Regions from separate parts of the Homo sapiens genome. Here region 1 is linked to region 2. Evidence: chromatin loops called from intact Hi-C (ENCODE). Cell type or tissue: endothelial cell of umbilical vein. All regions are shown on one strand. Each heading gives the region's core, and the rest is flanking DNA. Links, peaks and the distances in the headings are about the cores only.

The links. Hi-C counts contacts between places; a loop is a spot of excess contacts. Peaks named below come from ENCODE experiments on the same cell type or tissue, not always from the same donor. Only the 100,000 strongest peaks of a DNase experiment are listed, where the experiment ranks them.
Region 1: it touches region 2 in a loop (4-fold over the local background); 2 of 110 quality-filtered maps call a loop at or near these places.

The regions. Positions count from the first base shown.
Region 1 is chr18:67,227,348-67,237,731 of GRCh38, reverse strand. No RefSeq gene overlaps it. Among named protein-coding and RNA genes, the nearest start is that of MIR5011, 150 kb to the right of the region's middle. In endothelial cell of umbilical vein, for the core only: no CTCF peak of the experiment used is centred there; a DNase peak (open chromatin) is centred at 5,181; H3K27ac peaks cover 1,882 bases.
Region 2 is chr18:67,300,382-67,310,765 of GRCh38, reverse strand. No RefSeq gene overlaps it. Among named protein-coding and RNA genes, the nearest start is that of DSEL-AS1, 210 kb to the left of the region's middle. RefSeq lists a silencer at 9,967-10,167. In endothelial cell of umbilical vein, for the core only: no CTCF peak of the experiment used is centred there; a DNase peak (open chromatin) is centred at 5,115.

The DNA of each region.
Region 1 (10,384 bases), core at 1,169-9,168, 73 kb after region 2:
AATTCATCACTGTGTGATTTATAAACATATACATTTTGCATATGTTTTTGCATAAAACATACCACAGAGTAACAGCTAGGATTTCCACATCTGCCACTTCTCTAGTAGTTGTTATTCATGTTCCCTGAGGATCTATATACTACTAAAAGATAAGGTGTATACACAGATAATGAATAGGCACCAGAAAAAACATTTGGAACTGCAAATAGTGTCCTTTTTTATTTTTTATTTTATTTTTTCTTTTTTGAGATGGAGTCTCGCTCTCTCGCCAGGTTGGAGTGTAGTGGCGCTATCTCAGCACTGCAACCACCACCTCCTGGGTTCAAGCAATTCTCCTGCCTCAGCCTCCTGAGTAGCTGAGATTATAGGCATGCACCACCATGCCTGGTTAATTTTTATATTTTTAGTAGAAACGAGGTTTCACCATGTTGGTCAGGCTGGTCTCGAACTTCTGACCTTGTGATCTGCCCGCCTCGGCCTCCCAAAGTGTTGGGATTACAGAGGTGAGCCACTGCAAATAGTGTCTTAATCTCCTTCTAAAAATAACTACTCTACCACCATTGGAGGGTGGGAGAAGAATAGAGAACTTCTTAAGAACATGTAAAATTAAGGAGATAATCACCACCATGGATTTCGCCCCTGCATTTCCTGATGCATGCAGATTTGTTTTATCTCCCTTTGCGCCTTTCAATAACTGACCAAAAATGACCTCTGATTATCAAATTCTCTGTTCCTGTCTTGTTTCTCCTAATAAATGATAACCTATGCTAATGTGACAGCCATAGAAGTACCCCACTCAGATCTCTCTCCATGAGCACCTTGGCAAAGAGCACAGTTAGATGAGAGCCTCCATTCACTGGGCCTTGGCACTTGCTGTGGTATTTACTCCAAAGCCACATTCTACCTGGGCCTCTCCTGGCTATTGGCTAGGCGTGGAAGTCCTATTAGATTAAGACCATTTCTTCTTGATGAAGAACTCCTCTAATCTCAACTTTGCTCGAGATCCTCATCGGTCTGGCTAAGTTCATCAGACAAAACTTCATGTTCTCTCCCTCTTTGTACACTTCTCAGGCCTGCATTGCAGAATGAAAACTCTTCCTCTCACTGCTGCTGCTGCCCACCTTTCTAACTTCACAAGTGTTTCCCCTAATACATCTTTTATATGTCTAATTTTCTTTTATTTATTTTTATTCCTTTATTTTTTCTAATTTTTAATGTTTTGAGATGGAGTCTCACTCTTGACCCCCAGGCTGGAGTGCAATGGTGCAATCTCAGCTCACTGCAACCTCCGCCTCCTGGGTTCAAGCAATTCTCCTGCCTCAGCCTCCTGAGTAGCTGGGATTACAGACACCCACCACCAAGCCTGGCTAATTTTTGTATTGTTAGTAGAGACAGGGTTTCAACATGTTGTCCAGGCTGGTTTCAAACTCCTGACCTCAGGTGATCCATCTACCTTGACCTCCCAAGGTGTTGGGATTGCAGGTGTGAGCCACCATGCCCAGCCCATGTCTAATTTTAATGACTTGAACTGACACAAATGATGAATCAGTATACAAAATAGAGATAAAAATAGAGTAGTGTATCACCCTGGCTAATTCACATGCATGTATAATAATGAGAGAGAATGGCCAAAAGACTCATCGTTCAAATCTACCATGCAATACAAAAACACCCCACGATGTTTCATCAGATTTTTAAATGGGAAGGTCCGTCCCAATGCTGCCTGGCAGGTGATGGTGAAAAGAAATATCAAACCGGTTCAATTCACACAACATTCAGTTCACCTGTCAGTGAAGACAACCGGAAAATACCAGTCACAGTTCAAGATTAGCAAACCACATAGAATATTCTGTTCTTCTTCCCGACTCATCATTGGAAGTGTAGAGAGGCTGAGTAATCATTCATCACATTTCTGTAGGAGTAATTTTGGCACCCGAGATTTGAGTATGGATTATGTGACCTTTACTGTGACTTCCAAATCTTGGAACATCTTTCACTGACTCTATTTTTAAATTGTAAGTAATGTAATATTTGCTTCACAATATATCATTGGACTTCAAAAAATGTTTGCATTAAGTTTATGTAATGTAATATTGTTTCCATTCAAGTGAAGAAAACAGTCTTATTGAGGAAGTGTGTGTGTGTCAGGCTCTGTACTTTACATGTCTGATTGATTTTGAACCTTACAACAATGTAACCGAATAGGTAAAATTATCTTAAGAGTAATCCTATAAATTTTAATAACTAACAGTTCCATATAGAAAAGACAGTAATATCCAGAGTAAGAGATAATATATATCTTATTTTTAATTTCTTAAATGACAGAAATATGACTACATAAATTTTATTTTAATATATTTAGTAAAGTTAAGAATTGGGACAAAATTTTAAGCATTAGAAGCCTATCTGCTTGTCTTCTCATAAAACATTTGAGCTTCTTTAGTCTGTTAGTTATTAAATTGGGGTAAATAATTCTTTTAAGGGTTATGTAGTAAAATTTAAACCATTCTCCCTAACTAAATATCAACTAAATATGTTTCTACAAACATATTTTGCTAATGTTGAACATATATATATATGTATTTTTTTTTTTTTTGAGACAGAGTCTTGCTCTGTCGGCCAGGCTGGAGTGCAGTGGCACGATCTCGGCTCACTGCAACCTTCGCTTCCCAGGCTCAAGCAATTCTCCTGCCTCAGCTTCCCGAGTAGTTGGAATTACAGGCATGTGCCACCACACCTGGCTAATTTTTGTATTTTTAGTAGAGATGGGGTTTCACCATGTTGGCCAGGCTGGTCTCGTACTCCTGACCTCAGGTAATCTGCCCGCCTTGGCCTCCCAAAGTGCTGGGATTACAGATATAAGCCACTGCACCTGGCCTCTTTGAAACTATATTAATTCAAAAATTCATACATTACGAAACAAATAATTTAAAATAAGGCAAAAATGATACTCTGATTTTGAAGCTACCTGAAAAATACAGAATACAGGGTTTGGAAGCGTATGGATTTGCCATGGGATAGCAAGCATTAAGAAAACAGTGCTTATTTTGGAATGAATTTAAATTGGGCAGGATAAATCTGACTATAAACTTTTCTTTGTGTGCAAAGCAAAATGCAAACATTTGTAAAATCTCAGTTGCCAAAGGGTGAAAATAAATATAGGTTACTTATTAAAACATTTTAAAGTTATAGGACAGTATAATATAATGAAGTATGTTTTTAACAGAACTGATAAATAGTAAATGTAAAAATCAGTACATTCTATTTTAGGGATTTAAAATAAATGTATTTTCCACACTATTGGAAATTATAAGACAAGGAAGACAACAGGATAGAATTTTCAGGTTAACAAACATAATATGTCAGGGCATAGAGGAACGGGCATCGGCTTTATACTGTTGGACTTGAAGCTTACCCACTCACTATTCAACCTTTATGACCTCCTTGTGCTGCAGACTAATTGGGAGTCTAAACACATGTGACAGGCTTCAGGTAACAGGACAATCAAAGCAATGAGAGGGATTTAAAAAAAAATTCAGTGTTATAAAAATATGTGTTCCTACTGGGACATCAAATGTAATTAGTGCTTCTTACACTTATTTTATGGGTTAATTATTTTATTTTGTTTTTAAATTTTTTTAGGGATGAGGTCTTGCTATGTTGCACAGGCTGATCTCAAACTCCTGGCTTAAAGTGATCCTCCTGCCTCAGCCTCTCAAATAGCTGGGATTACAGGCAGGAGCCACCACGACTGGCTTCTTTTTAATATTTTGATTCCACATGGTATGTGGAAGTTTACACAGTAATTCTTCCACTGCTTAGAGATTCTAAACATCTTAATTATTTTATGTGATCTTCAGTGACCTAATTTTTAAAATTGAGAAAATAACATCTTCCTTGCGTATTTGAAATAATAACTAGGTAACCTATTTAATTTGCAGTATTTGGCCTATAGTGTATACATAACAATTTATACTTTCCCAAATCTCTTGGACTACAAAAAATTATGTAGAATATTTAATGAGAGTTGATAGACATTGACTATTCAATAAATCAAAGGTCTGGTTCAAATCATAGTTTCAGATAGCGTTGTTTTAGAGTTTAATAGCAACATCCATCCTTCTCTCTGACGTTCAGAATTCATTGAGCAACAGCTGGCAATTAGCCTTATGGGTATTAATTTTTAATTTATGACTACAAACATCTGTTTGCAGGACATGGCTTACCTGCATAACAACTTTGTGTACTGCAGTATACTGCCACGAAATTGAAATGAGCTGCCAAACTGTGCTTATCCTTTTGGAAGACTAGGACCACCTTCTTCTGGGAGCTTATCAATGGGAAATTAGAGAAAATTTTCCTCATGCAGATAGATCAGATGAGACAGGGAGGGAGGGAGAGACAGACAGAGAGAGATATATATATATATAGAGAGAGAGAGAGAGAATTACTAAATTAGAACAAGCTCTTTAGGTGAAAAGAAGTCATCATCAGTCCTGTTGGATTTCACAATGGCTTTAAAAATATGCTTGTTTTGGGAAGCAAATATTGCATAATTGTATGAATCCTTGCTTGGAGAATTAGCAATATGATATGACTTCTAATAATTTCCTTATGTAATTTTTTGCTAACGGTTGGCATTATTATATTAATTTTATGCCAATTTCAGTCACTATAATTCAACTCAATATAATGTGAACTGGAAAGCAAGGGATAATACTCAAAAGTAATAATCCTTTCCCCTTGAGTGAATCACTGTACTTTGTGACATTTGGATTGTGTACAGAATTCGTCAGTTTTAATCTCTTCAAATTTATTCTAGAAATTTGTTCAGGAATTTTAATCTCAAAGACAGGACTTCGAGATTTTCTTCTTTAGAAGAGGAAATGCGCTTTATTATAAACGACTTATTTCAGCTTTTAACTGTAGCAAGATATCTTGTTTGAATTTAATTTAAAGTCAAATAATGTCTTGGCATTATTTTTACACTGAAGAGTATCATTTATTGCTTGTTAAACCTGAAAGGAGGATTCAAAATTCTCTGAAATCCAACCAGTCTTTTTGTCTTACAAATGACTAAACAATTGAGAAACGTTGACTTGCAAATGATCACATAACGGCAGCTGTATGGCAACAGATCTGATTTCTGACTCAGGGCAGTGCAATTTCTCCCATTGTCTTCCTTTTTCTTCCCTTCCTGTTATTCAGACAGTTATGTGTATGTGCAACGCTGTGCTGCAATGCTTGGCTCATTTTCGTACATCAGATTTGCATGGAATAGAAGGACACAGTTCATTTTCACTGCATTCAACCTTCAAAAGGAAAATGAAAATGCTAGATAATAAGCAGAATTTTCTGGTAGCATAGACTTAACGGGAGCTATCAAATAAACCTATCGTGGAAATTACTCTGTTTTCTTATCATTAGCTTCCGCCTTCAACTTACCACGCTCCCTGTCATTAAAGTGGTCAGCCTGGAACACAGTAGTGAACTTCTGGTAAAGTAATTAAAGGAGTTATTTCACTCTTTGTGTGTAAGTCCCAGCTCACTACAAGTTAAGCTTCACGTCTATGTGGTCTAATTGACCTTGTACACGAACTTATTTGCGGTTTGGGAACAAATGCTCACGTGATGGCAATATATTATTTAGAGAATAATATTTACTGAGACTTTAATTTCTCTATATAAAAGAGGAGGGGAAACATAACTTTGGGGACTTTAATTTCTCTATATATCAAGGTGTTAAAGATGCATTGATGTTCATTTGCTAAGATTTACAGTGCAGTAGATTATGGCCATTTGAGAGGAACCATATCATTTAGGCTATGCTCTCACAAATTGCACAGTCCATAAAAACAATTGATGAAGTAACTCAGCTCCATTTGATTAGAAAAAGGACAAAAATGATGTGGCTATTTATTTTCCTGGTGTACCGTTTGAAGAATAATTTTAAATAAACTTAAGTTTTGTCTAGATAGAAATCAGGCGCTTCATAGGCCAAGATCAGTATGATATTAAGAAAGATAGTAAGGGTGGGGCGCAGTGGCTCATATGACATGAAGAAAGATATTAAGGGTGGGGGGCGGTGGCTCACGCTGTAATCCCAGCACTTTGGGAGGCCGAGGTGGGTGGATAACTTGAGGTCAGAAGTTCAACACCAGCCTGGCCAACATGGCGAAATCCCATCTTTACCCCAAGTACAAATATTAGCCTGGCGTGGTGGGGTGCGCCTGTAGTCCCAGTACTCCGGAGGCTGAGGCAGGAGAATCACTGGAACCCAGGAGGCAGAGACTGCAGTGAGCCGAGATCATGCCAGTGCACTATAGTCTGGGCAACAGAGAGAGATTCCATCTCTGAAGGCAGGCAGGCAGGAAAGGAGGGAGGGAGGGAGGAAATACACCTCTTACATTTCTCCTTAGAGACATCAATATCTCTACCCTTAAAAAATGGCTTTTATACTCACTGAATTAAGAGAAAACAAAAAATCAAAACAAAAATAAGCGAATTTATCAAATTACCCTCCCCAAATGTCACTCTCAAGTAGGAAGACATTTTGTACAACTTGGTGATAGTCAAGACATTAAGAAGTTCTCTGGCGTTAAGAAGGAAACCTTTGCACAAGTGGCACATATATTTAGAAAAACAATCATTTGAGTCTCTCTCTTTCATGAATTTAGTATAAGAGTATGTTTGGAAAATTTCCTTAGTTGTCGAGTGATGCACATTTCCAGTTTTTTGTTTTAAATAAATCCAGGAGTTAAAGCTAGGATAAAAGTCTAGCCAATTAATCTAGTGAAGAACAAAGAATTTCTTATTTCCCCAGGTAGTCTGACTCTGATCACCGGAAATAAAGTTCTATACTGAAATTGAGGAGCAATAAACCAACAAGTAAGGAGAGATTACTTTACATAGCCATCTCCTGAATATAGATACTCTACTTGAAATTTCTGTGGATTAGTGGGTGACTGATACAAGACACATAATATGTGTTGATGCATCAATCCCAAACACTAAACCTTTCTCATCTTTTGAAACTCAGCTCATAATTTCAATTAAGAACACTTAAGATTTGTGACACATAATCTGGTAAAGCAGTTCTCCAGTTGGTGGCACTCATAGATCTCTAGGCAATCACTAGAGAGTCTTTTGGGGGCAAACAGATCTGTCAAAATAAAATGTAAATTTTTTTTTCTGTGCATTTTCCTAGGAAAAAAATTAAGGCTGCATTAGAGCATCAACATAGTTTGTGATTCCCCACCTTGAAACAAGAACATTTATCTACAAACAACAAACATAAACAGAATCCACTGTCAAATAGAATCCGCAAAGGTGTTTGGTGAGTGAGTACCTCTTGAATCACTCATTAAGGCTGTTAACGCTTAATGCTTGCAGTCTTCAGGCCTTCCATTCAACAAATGATCCCTCAGTGAGCCAAATGCTTTCAAGGTAATGTACACTTTGGGGAGCATAGTGAGGAATCAGAATCACCATTGCCAATCAATCCACAGATTAGTAATAGTGATACTAGTTGCAGTGGTTTGTGTACTTAACAACTTAAAAACTGTTTAATATGTAAAATCTCAAGGTCACTTAAATATACTTATGGCATATACTGAAACAATATACACTCAGAGGTTATATCATTAAACCATATAATAGCTGGAACTAGTAGTGTGACCTCTGAAACTTGGTTTCTTCATCTTTAAGACAGAGAAAATAATACATTTCCAAAGGATACATGGTAACTAAATTAGAAAATCAAGATAATTTGTCTGTAATGTTCTCAGCACAAAGTTTTAACAGAAATAAAACATTACAATGTTAATCTTAATATTTTGGAATACAATTTGTTCTATAATTAAAAGTAATCATCCTATTATGCACAGTTTTTAAATGATTTAATTTTAATAAATGGATAGGCTGAGTTTATAATATTTCCATTTTAAGATTGCACCTGAACTGTATTATGAAATTTGAAATATGAATTTCTAAGAGAGAAATTACATCGTCTTACTATAAATTACTTGGTTTAAGGGAAGTCCCAGTTATTTTTCTCTTTGATAATGTTCTTTATTGGTTGACAATAAAAGTGAGTATAGATACAGAGATCCAAGAAGGTGAGGAAGCTATGAGAATGGTCTGCATTCAAGAATTAATTTACTTGAAAATAAGAAACAAAGATAATTAGAATGATTTAGAATTCTATTAATATTTTGTTACTGGTAAAAGGTTAAGTATTTGTAGTAAACTTCTCATACATAAATCAATGCAAACACTTCACAAGACATACATTATGAGAAAGCTATTATTTTGTGACAAAAGATATGGTTCTCTTCTTCTCTAAGAACGTAATCACTAATATCACATGTATTTAAAAAGTAAAGTACTTTCTGACTCTTAATTATCTTAGTCAAAAAACTGAATCTTCTTCAACATAAAGACATACACACATGCACATCCAGACACACCTTTCTTGCACTGTAATTTTCACTAAAGATGCTTCATAAAACATATATGTTTTCAAGAATATACTTCAATAATGTGCCATATAGAAAAACAAGATTAAAGAAAATTTTATTCATGAGAGCTTATAAAATGAATGGTGTAATTTGAACTCATGGAAACAGACAGTAGAATGACAGTTATCAGGTATTGAGAGAAAGAGGATGGGGAGATATTGCTCAAGGGATACAAAATTTCCATTTCATAAAAGGGATAAATTTAAGAGCTCTATTGTACAACATAGTGTATATAGTTAAAAACAATGTGTTGCATTGCCAAAAATTGCTTAAAAATTAGATTTTAAGTATTATCACCACAAAAATAAGTATATGAGGTAATGCATCTGTTAGCTCAATTTAGTCATTCCACATTGTAAACATATTTCAAAACATCAGGTTGTGCACAATAAACGTATATGTATCAGAGGAACCCACCCCCAATATTTCAACATAGGTTCTTTCTGTTTTCCCTAAGTGTCAGCCAGCTGAGAAATAAAGAGAAAGAGTACTAAGAGGAATTTTACAGCTGGGCCTCCAGGGGTGACATCACATATGGGTAGGACTGTGATGCCCACATGAGCCGCAAAACCAGCAGGGTTTTATTAAAGACTTCAAAAGGGGAGGGGGTGTACGAACAGGGAGTAGGTCACAAAGATCACATGCTTCAAAGGGCAAAAAGGAGAACAAAGATCACCTGCTTCTGAGGCCAATAAAGATCACAAGGCAAAGGGCAAAGCAAAGATCACAAGGCAAAGGGTGAAACCAAAAACTCCTGAAAAGGGTCTATGTTCATCTGTGCACGTATTGTCTTGAAAACCATTTTAAACAACAGAAAACAGGGTTCAAGAGCAGAGAACTGGTCTGACCTCAAATTTACCAGGGTGGGGTTTCTTCCCCACCCTAATAAGTCTGAGGGTACTGCAGGAGACCAGGGCATATTTCAGTCCTTATCTCAACTGCATAAGACAGACACTCCCAGAGTGGCCATTTATAAACCTACCCCCAGGAATGCATTCCTTTCCCAGGGTCTTAATTCTTAATATTCCTTGCTAGGAAAAGAATTCAGCAATATCTTCCCTACTTGCACATCAATTTCTAGGCTCTCTGCAAGAAGAAAAATACGGCTCTATTCTGCCTGACCCCACAAACAATCAGACCCTATGATTGTCTTCCCTTGTTCCCTGAAAATTGCTGTTATTCTGTTCTTTTTCAATGTGCACTGATTTCATATTGTTCAAACACACATGTTTTACACTCAATTTGTACAATAGCGGTCCTGAGGTGACGTACATTCTCAGCTTATGAAGATAACAGGATTAAGAGATTAAAGTAAAGACAGGCATAAGAAATTATAAGAGTATTATTTGGGAACTGATAAATGTCCACGAAATCTTCACAGTTTATCTTCAGAGATTGCAGTAAAGACAGGCATAAGAAATTATAAAAGTATTAATTTTGGGGACTGATAAATGTCCATGAAGTCTTCACAATTTATGTTCCTCTGCCACAGCTCCAGCCGGTCCCTCTGTTTGGGGTGCCTGACTTCCCGCAACATATATGATTTTTATTTGTCAATTAAAAATATTTTTTAAAAAAGAGAGAGAAGGCTGGGTACGGTGGCTCATGCCTGTCATCCTAGCACTTTGGGAGGCTGAGGTGGGTGGATCACCTGAGATCAGAAGTTCAAGACCAGCCTGGCCAACATGGTGAAACCCAGTCTCTACTAAAAATACAAAAAAAAAAATTTGCTGGGTGTGGTGGCAGGCTCCTGTAATCCCAGCTACTCATTTGAGGCAGGAGAATCACTTGAACCTGAGAGGCAGAGGTTGCAGTGAGCCTACATCATGCCACTGCACTCCAGCCTGGGCAACAGAGTGAGACTC
Region 2 (10,384 bases), core at 1,509-9,508:
AAATAATTATTTTGGGACAGGAAAGTCAGGCTTTTACCTAAATATAAACATTCAAATTTAAAAATGAAAACTTATATTTTGAATAAACATTTCTGGCACCTTTCTGACTCAGAAATAATAAGAGTGGAACAAGAAAGTGTTATGAAAGAAAAAGAAGATAATTTTCGTGATGACAATGGAAGATATTACTCTCACTGTATTTTAGAAATAGTTAGATTTCTGCTCAGGATATTTTAGGTTATTGCATTTTCAACATTGTTTCAGTTGATTTAAATTACTTGTTTTCTCAATTCAATCAGGAACACTATATCCAGTAACCCCTGAATTAATTATACTTAGAAGTATAATTCTGCAATTTAGAAAAGTATAAGTGCTATTAGGTTTGCTTAGCTCAGGCTGCTATAACAAAATACCACAGACTGAGTGACTTAAACAACAGGTATTTATTTATTTATTTTATTATTTATTTAGTTATTTATTTTTGAGACGGAGTCTCGCTCTGTCTCCCAGACTGGAGTGCAATGGCGTGGTCTCAGCTCACTGCAACCTCTGCCTCCTGGGTTCAAGCAATTCTCTTGCCTCAACCTCCTGAGTACCCGGGATTACAGGCAACCGCCACCACGTCCGGCTAATTTTTGTGTTTTTAGTAGAGACAGGGGTTTCACCATGTTGGTCAAGCTGTTCTTGAACTCCTGACCTTGTGATCTGCCCGCTTCCGCCTCCCAAAGTGCTGGGATTACAGGCGTGAGCCACCGCGCCCAGCCAGTTATTTATTTTTCACAGTCGTGGAGTCTAAGAAATCTATGATTATGGTGCCGGTAGATTCCGTTTCAGGTGAGGTAAAGATACTCTTACTGGCTTGAAGAAAGGCCACCTTCTCACTGTGTCCTCATACCACAGAGAGAGGGAGAACATTGGTCTCTCTTCCTCTTATTATCAGGGCATTAATCCCATCGTGCTGTCCCACCCTTATGACCTCATCTAAACCTAATTACCTTCCAAAGACCCCACTTCCAGCTACCATCCTATTGGGAGTTAGGACATCAACACATGAACTTTAGGGAGACACAAGCATTTGGTCCAGAACAAAGGCTAAAGAGAATACTATACTTAATATAACATTCATTAATCATAGCATATTGAGGGATAAGAAATATCTTTTGTCAATATTGGCAGTCATGGGAATCAGGAGAACTCTTTCTTATTAGTTCTCTTGTATTGGGTAATCACTTTACTTTTGTAGTCCTCAGCTTCATCCTCTGTAAAGTTGAGGGATGGAGTAAATTACATTAAGGTACTTTTCAACTCTTAACATTTATGGGCTTGGAAAAATTTATATTGACAATTTTTGCTATTTGTCTTAGTCTGGATGTTATTAAACATGTTTAAACATCTTGCAATTTTGAAAGCCATAAATTAGTTACACACACTAAAAGCTCTGAGCTCCTGAGATAAACTACTTCTTGTTTTTTCTTCTCATTTTATTTCTGATTTTGCTTCCTAAAACTTAATCCATATGCTATTTAATCCAAATTTTGCACTACTGTATGTAGATATAAATTATTAATTAAACTTTTTAACCATTCCAATATTTTTCTATTCACTAATAAACATATTTCCAATATCTAATACTTATTTATAAAGGACAAGCATTTCTTTTCCCTTTAAATCATAGCAAGTAATGCTCGTCAGTCTTGACACCCAGAATGTCAGTAAGACTTGCAGAGGCAGCCGTAATGGCAGCTGTCAGCTTCAGAGTAGATGAGAAACAAAATCTGTCACGAGACTTGAAAACTTTAGACATCACCACAGTTAATTTAGCAGCCATGACCAGTATATTAAAAGCCTGTGCTACAATAAAACTCACCTTTGTTTCACCATGAATATATAGGCTAACGGAGATTCAAATCTAGTTTTTTGTTACTTTTGCTAAAGTAACACTCCTTTTGCTATGACACTGTCACTAAGAATGCAGGCTTATTTACAAATTAACATTGTTAGCTTGCACAATTCTTCTTTATGAACATTGTACATTCTTTTTTATGAACTGATGCTGGTGTTTCTTTATTTTGCCAGATAACTTTAACAAGGTGGAAGTTATAGGACATTAGAGCCATGTTCATGCCTATGTCCTATTGTGGCTTATGTAATATAGATATGATTGTTCTCAGGACATTTCAGCTGCCCTTTCATTCTTGGGAAGCTCTTGGCTGAGTGTTTAAATGATTACAATTGAACATAGAGGAAAAACAGATTGTAGAAATACAAACTCTCTGCATGGTCTCTATTGAACCCTTGTAAAATACTCTGATTCCAGAAAAAGATTAGTTAAATTGTAATTTGTGAAATTGTTATAACTTACTTGTTGCTTTTTCCGGAGCTATTTCTTTAATATGGGAGTCTGATCTTAGCAATTTGGGAGACTGAGGTGGAAGGGTCATTTGAGGCCAAAAGTTTGGGACCAGCCTGGGTACCATAGCAAGACTCCAATTCTACAAAAAATAAATGTAGCCAGGCATGTTGCCATGAGCCTGTAGCCCTACCTACTCAGGAAGCAGAAGCAGGAAAACTGCTTGAGCCTAGGAGTTCAAGGCTGCAGTGAGCTATGATCGTGCTACTGTACTCCAGCCTAGGAAACATAGCAAGACCCTATCTAAGAATAAATAAATAAATATTGAAGTCTGAAAACATATACAGATAGAAGTATATTCTGATGTGTGTGTGTGTGTGTGTGTATATACCAATTTATCCTTTTTCCTATGAAATATCTTTCTTTATAAATTTTCAGCTATGTTATTTATTTTAACTTTTCAAAATCAGAAGTATATTCTGATGTGTGTGTGTGTATATATATACATATATATACCAGTTTATCATTTTTCCTATGAAATGTCTTTATACATTTTCAGCTGTGTTATTTATTTTAACTTTTTTAAATTACAACAATTAATAACCCTATTATTAATTTTATCATCTTATAGGCAAGTTTACAGTTTTTCAATGTCACCAGAAGATAACGCTATACTATTACCATGTAAACACATTACACTAGTAGTACAAAAATTTTTTATCGTATGTTAAATATATGAGCTGATATTAAAGAACAATTATCTATATCAAAGATATTCTGTGTTTATGATTTAGAAGATTTAACATAGCTAAGATGACAATATTCCCCACGTTAGTCTATGTATTCACCAACAAATCTATCAAAACTTTAACTGACCTTTTTTTGTATTTTTGCAAAAATTGACAAGCTGATCCTTAAATTTATATGAAAATGCAAGAAATCATAACAGCCAAAACAATAATAAGAAAGAACCAAGTCTGAGGACACTTTTCCTAATTTTAAATCTTACTACATTTCTTAGCTTCAAAACTTACTACAAATCTTCAGTAATCAATTTTGTATTGTACTAGAATTAGATATACATAGACAATAGAATTGAGAAACCAGAAATAAATACTTATATTTATAGTCAATTTATTTTTGACAAGCGTACCTAGACAATTCACTGGAGAAGAATATTTTTTTTTCCAGCAAATGATTCTGGGACAAGTGGAAACCCACATGAGAAAAGTAACAATGTTGGACTCCTATCTAATACTATGTACAAAAACCGACTCAAATAGATAAAGACATAAATATAAGATCTAAAACTATAAAACCCTTTAAGGAAAATATAGGTGTAAATCTTTATGACATTGGATTAGGTAATTGTTTCTTAGGCCTGACCCTAAAAGCACAAGCAACTAAAAAAAAAAAAAAGATCAACTGGGCTTCGTAAAAACTAATGACTATTGCCCTTCAAAGAGCAGTATCAATGAAGTCAAAAGACAATTCATACAATGCAGAAAACATTTGCAAATTTTATGTGAGTCCAGTATATATAATATTTAAAGAAATTGTATATCTCAGTAATAAATAGACTACCCAATTAAAGATACATGAAATATTTGAATACACATTTTCCCAAGATGTACAATAAGTTTATGAAGATATGTTCAACATCATTAACAATTAGATAAATGCAAAACGAAGTCATTATGAAATGCCAATTCACAGCCACTAAAAGAGTTATAATAAAAAAGTTGGTTACCGACAAGTGTTGGCAAAAATGTGGGGAAATAAGAACTCTCTCACATTACTTGTGGGAATTTACATGACCTCATGTGTAGTAAACATAGACACAGATGATAAAAAAGTGATTAGATAGGTGTGTAACACAAGTTAGTATAGACACATATAATTGATTGTTCTGTCTGCTGAGAGAGCCTAGAAGCAACAACACCACAGTAGTAATCAGCACAATTAGTGCCCAGCTCTTGTTTTTTTTTTTAAGACGGAGTCTTGCTCCATCGCCCAGCTGGAGTGCAATGGTGCGGTCTCGGCTCACTGCAACCTCCCCAAGCCAGGTTCAAGGAATTCTCCTGCCTCAGCCTCCTGAGTAGCTGGGATTACAGGCATGTGCCACCACGCTTGGCTAATTTTTGTATTTTTAGTAGAGATGGGGTTTCACCATGTTGGCCAGGCTGGTCTCCAGCTCCTGATCTCAGGTGATCCACCCACCTCGGCCTCCCAAAGTGCAGATCTTGGTTTTAATATTATTCTCTGATAAAAGCAGCCAGAGCATCTTGGATATCTGAAACTCAAAATACATAAGATGATCCTGGACCATCTTACAGTGCCAAAAGGTAAGAAAGTGCCAAACAAAAAAAATGGAGGGATATCCAGGAGGTACAGTAGCTAACAGAAAGAGTCTTTGTAGGCAAATCTAGAATACTATGAACAATTAATAATTAAATAAATTTAAATTGAAGAATAATGAAAACTATAAAATAAATATAAATGGATGTATACTGTTACAAATTAAGTGGTTGAATAAGTAAATAATTAGGGTAAAATAGACAAAGCTCAAGTAGAGAGTTCCAAAAAATGTATTTATATACTCCATCACCAAGGAGGCAGAGCATAGCTTCCCACACCTTACATGCCTATTGTCTAATGAATATAGTATGGAAATTTGGAGGAAAAGCATGACTTCATCCTTTTCCTCCTTTGTTTCCAGGGCAAACAAAGGAAACCTGACACGCCCGACCTCAGCCAGGTCAGAGTTAACACCATCAGTGATGTGTTGATAGTATGTACCCTTGATAGGATGTGATGAGAATGGCCTTTCAGCTCTGTGGTCTTCCTCCTCAAACTACTGCACAAGTCTAATCATGAGAAAAAGTTGAGTAAAATCCACATCGAGAGACATCATACAAAATGTCTGCCTAGTACTACTCAAAACTGTCAAGATCATCAAGTAAAGTAAGTAAAATCTAGAAAACTGTCACAGCCAAAGAGTAGCCTAAAGAGACACGATAACTACATGTAATGTGGTATCTTAGATAAAAAGACATTGTATTAAAAACCCAGGAAATCACAATAAAGTAGGTACTTTAGCTGATAATTGTGAATGAATATAGATACACCAGTTGTGACTAATACACCATAGTAATGTTAACAATAGGAAAATCTGTGTGCCAGGTATATCTAATGTGCTGGGATATGACTGCAATTTTTCTGCAAATATAAATCTATCCTAAAATTAAAAGTTTATTTAAAATACTCAGTAGGAGTAGGATGCAGTAATCCCAGCTAATCAAGAGGCTAAGTTGGGAGGATCACTTGAGCTCAGGAGTTCAAGGCTAGCCTGGGAAACATCATGAGACTTCATATCTAAAACAAAGAAACAAACAAAACTTATTATTAAGGAAATTCATGGTCAAATACAAAACTACAAAATGATAAAAAAATTTGAATAATTACTTCATCAAAGAAGATAAATAGATGGCAAATAAACACAGCAAAAGGTCATCAATCATTAGTTATTAACGCAATAAAAACCATAATGAGATACTTCACACCTTTTAGAATGGCTTGAATTAAAAGCAGACTTACCATATGAAGTGTGAGTGAAAATCTGGGGGTAGCTGGACAACTTATACACTACTAGTGGGACTGTAAAATGTATGAAAACTTCAGAAAACAGTTTGTGATAGCCTAAAAAGTTAAATATGTACCTCTCAGTTGATCCAGCTATTTCACTCCTAAGTATTTACCCAGAAGAAAGTAAAGCATAGGCCCATAACAAAATGTGTCCATGAATATTCAAATTGGCTATATTTTTAATGGTCGTAACTTAGAAGAAACAACTTAGATGCCTATGAATAGTTGAGTGGATAAACAGATAGAGGTATATACGCATGACTGGATACTACTTGACGCCAAGGGATAAACTATTGATACATGAAACAGCATCTATAAACAATTATAGTAAATGAAAGAAGCCATACCAAAAAATATATATTGTATGATTTCATTTATACAAAAACTCACAAAAATCCAAACTATTCTATAGTAACAGAAGCTCCATCTGTGTTTGCCTGAGGAGGAGAGGTAGGAAAAAAGTGGAAAGAAAGAATTAAGAGGACTAAGAGAAACATTTTGGAGTGATGAGAATTTGCTTACAGTCTTGACTTTAGTCGTGGTTTCAAGGATGTGTACAAAGGTCACAACCCATCATGTTGTGCATTTTTAATATGTGTAGTTTGTTGTATGTAAATTATACCTCAATCAAACTTTAGAAATGCTTTTACAATAACACTTAGCAGTCTCTATGCATCTCAAATCCATATAGATGTTACTCCTTTTGGGTATATATGTAGAATTTGATTCCAAGTAGTTAGGTTGAATATCAAGACATGCTAGGAAGAAATAATTCCCACGTATTTCTGTCTCGCATATTCATTTCTTAGTGTAATTACATTAAGAGATCTGGTTCTCTTACCAACAGAGAAATCAAGATAAATAAAAACATTTTTCTTCTTCTAAATTTTCTTTAGAATAATTTCCTGTGTTGATCTCTTGGTTTCCTAGAGACTGTCAAAATGAAACAGATTCTAAGAAAGTTAAATAAAGACTTCTTTTTATATCTTAAAGAATAAGCAGTCTCTCAGGCATATACGTTTTAGTGACAAGTAAAGTCAGCAATTATCCTTAGAAAAAATTAGTTAAAATATTCTTCAAATTACAATGCTAGTAGAGAGTGAGATTATTTAAAACTTTTATTAATATAAACATTTCTTCAATCATTATCAATTTCTCCTTAAAAAGGTGTTTGTTGAAAAGTTGATTTACTTAACTTCACTGTATATAAAAATATAAAGTGATACAGAAATGTTGGTAATAGATTTTTACAGAATTATTTCTGTATTTATATATTTTTTTATTTTGCTGAAGTATGAATACTTACAGTAAACTCTAGAGATGTTATACAGTTCCATGGGAGTTTTCAAAAGCATAAGGCAAACTACATACATCTCTACCAAGATACAAAACATTTCTATTATCCCAGAAACTTCCTTCATGTCCCTTTCCAGTCAATCCCCTCGAAGCCTAGAGACCGTCACTTTCCTCCAATTTTGTCAGACATTAATTATTCTTGAATAACAGATTAATTTTTATTAATATCTTAGACATTCAAAGTTATGAAAATGCAATTTCTCCTAGTAAATCTGTTGAGTTATTTTCTTCCTTGGTCAGTCCTGTCTTACTGTGTCTTTATCATGAATATGAAATATGAAATTGCAGAAGCAATGAATAGAAAAAATATTTAAGCTTATAATTTGTAATGTCAACCTCTGAATTTAAAGATAAGTGAAAGATGATTGAAAATAGTTTTATTTACTAAGAATAATCTAAGCATGAAAAACAATAAGCACATGAGTGCTCCCGTCTGAAAGCTTCTACTTCTTTATGCCTAAAAAGGAAGGTATAATTTTGAAATATAATGATATATGAAATTTGAAATTTTGAAAAAGCACAAGAAAAATGGGCTGGAAATAAAATCCAGTAGCTCATTTTAGAGTAATGAAAAAGTTTTGTAGAAACAAAAAGAAAAGCTAATGCGTACAGAAATTTCATATTAATTTGCTACACCTATGAAAGAAATAGACTTTTAGGTCTTCTGTACCTGTTTGTATGTAAGTGTGGTTTTTTGTTTGTTGGTTTTGTTTTTTACATAATCTTAGAGTAGTTGTTTAGCTCTGGACTTGAGAGTTACCGCGCTAGATTTCTGATGCAAAAACTTGAAATCCTCAAAGGGATAGATCTATCTCAGAGCCTACCAAACTCTTTAAAATTTGCATATATGGGAAGATGTCTAAAATAAACTGTCGCTACAATTACAATTTTCTTTAATATTTCTAATACAAATAAGAGATGCTATGTTGTGTAATAACAAAATATTTTATATCCTTGATATTACTCTGCTACAAAAAGATAAGTTATATCAACTCAGAAAGAAAAATTTGTAGACCACTATAGGAAATATGTTTAATATTTTCAAGGGTGTAGTCTATATTCAATTCAGACATTTTAAAAGGCCAAAACTATTTTATTATGTTTCTTTCAAAGTTATGACTCATGATAAGTGTAAAGAAGCCTTCATAGAGATACTTTCTCTTTCTGTTTTGGCTGGGATATCAAAGGAGCTAGAGATTGGAAAGCTAGTTTTACCCCGTCAGTGATCACCTAGTAAAGACAGTAGACAGTAGAGTGAGGATTTGTTTGGGAAAACTTTTCCATGTGTTCTCTGTTCCTAAAGCCCTACTGCCACAGGGAGAAAAGAAGGCACCTTTCCCTTTCATCAGATGAAAGTATCTTCAAGCAAAATACTTACTTCCTGGAATTTTTAGTTGATAACAGAGAAAAATGGCTGTATTGTAAACCAACTGCAGTATAAAACCTGTAAGATTTATTTTGGCAAAATGTACCTGTGACAGGAAGTAGATTCATGTTAGACTTACACATAGCTAGAAAATTACTTAGAGTAATGGTTCTCAAAGTGTGGTCTGTGAACCAGCAGCAGCAGCATCCACTGGGACCTTGTTATTCATGCAAATTATTGGGCCCTAACCCAGATGATTGAATCAGAAGCTTGTGATTCGCAAGCACTCCAGGTGATTTTGATGCCTGCTGATGTGAGAGAGGTGGTGCTGGTGGAGAGAGAGTCTGTGTGAAGAGGATGACTTATGGCCTGAGGCAGAGAGAGGAGTCCACAGCCAGCACCTAGAATATGGATGTCAGAAATCCACAATTGTAAGTTCCCTCAGAGAGGGATCCAGGACTGATAGATCCAGCCAGTTGTGACTTCTTCATCTCCTAAGGGAATGAACTCTAGATTCCAGTTGCTCTGGATTTGCAAAAGTGTTCACATTCCCTAATGCAGGGCCCCTCAGCCTGACTCAGGATCTTGGTAATGGACATGATTTTTTTTTTTTTTTTTTTTTTTTTTTTTTGCTGAATACCTATTAAAACCAAGGCCCTGAGGCACTTTATAAAATACCTAAGCCTGATAAGTTAAAATTGAAAGTGTGGGTAAAGTTCTGTGAATTCTGATACACAAAGAGGTATGAGAGGTACTGGACTAGTGAGAATCTGAGGAGGCAAAAATATAAACAAAAGAAGAATTCCAGCTTCTTCCATCCTATCTCCACTGCATGCATCTAAGCCTGAAAACTCCATAAAAGGATCAGGTAGAAGGTAGAAAAAGAAAGAAGTTTTCCTGAACAGGACTTTTAAACTACTAACTCCATTAATATTTCAATCCACTCAACAAATATTCATTGAGTACCTACTTTGTCATATGTACCCTTGGTCAGGTTCTAGCCCACACTGAGGTCCATGGGAAGTTGTTGGGCAGGTGGCGGGTAGCTGGAAAAACACCCAAGAAATCATAGGCAGTTGCAACATGGCTTTTTTCTCTCTCCAGTTGCAAGGCTTTGTCTTGGCTGCCCGCTCCAGCCACAGGCCCTCTCAGCACAGCACCATGGTTTCTGTTCATCCCCACACCTGCAGCTGTGTTCCCTGATGTGCTCGCCATTTCCTGGCTCTCCCCATCTGCCTGCAAGGTGGCCAGCTCCATTAGGCACATGCCCTCTCACAGTATCGGTGATACGTTTATGTAACTTACAGACAATAGTGACTCAAAGCCAGGTATGAGTTCACACAAACAGGTCACATAATGCATGGGATTGTGCACCTGCACTCCAAACCTGCTGTGTCATGCTGTACTGAATGTTTATTTCAACCTATTCTTGACTGAAGCACATTCATTTTCCTTACACTCCACCCCTTAGGCTGAGGGAGTTCTTTTAGTTGGGAGATGCGCCCACAGGGTAGAACACTGAAACCATAGGCCATAACAGCCATACAGAAAGCAACAACTTCAGGCTATGGTGGGCAACCACCCCATGGTGACATTACCCTAATGTTGCTCTATACATCGTGGTACCTGTGGTGGGAGCACCAGGTGTGTTTCTATCAGCCAGACCT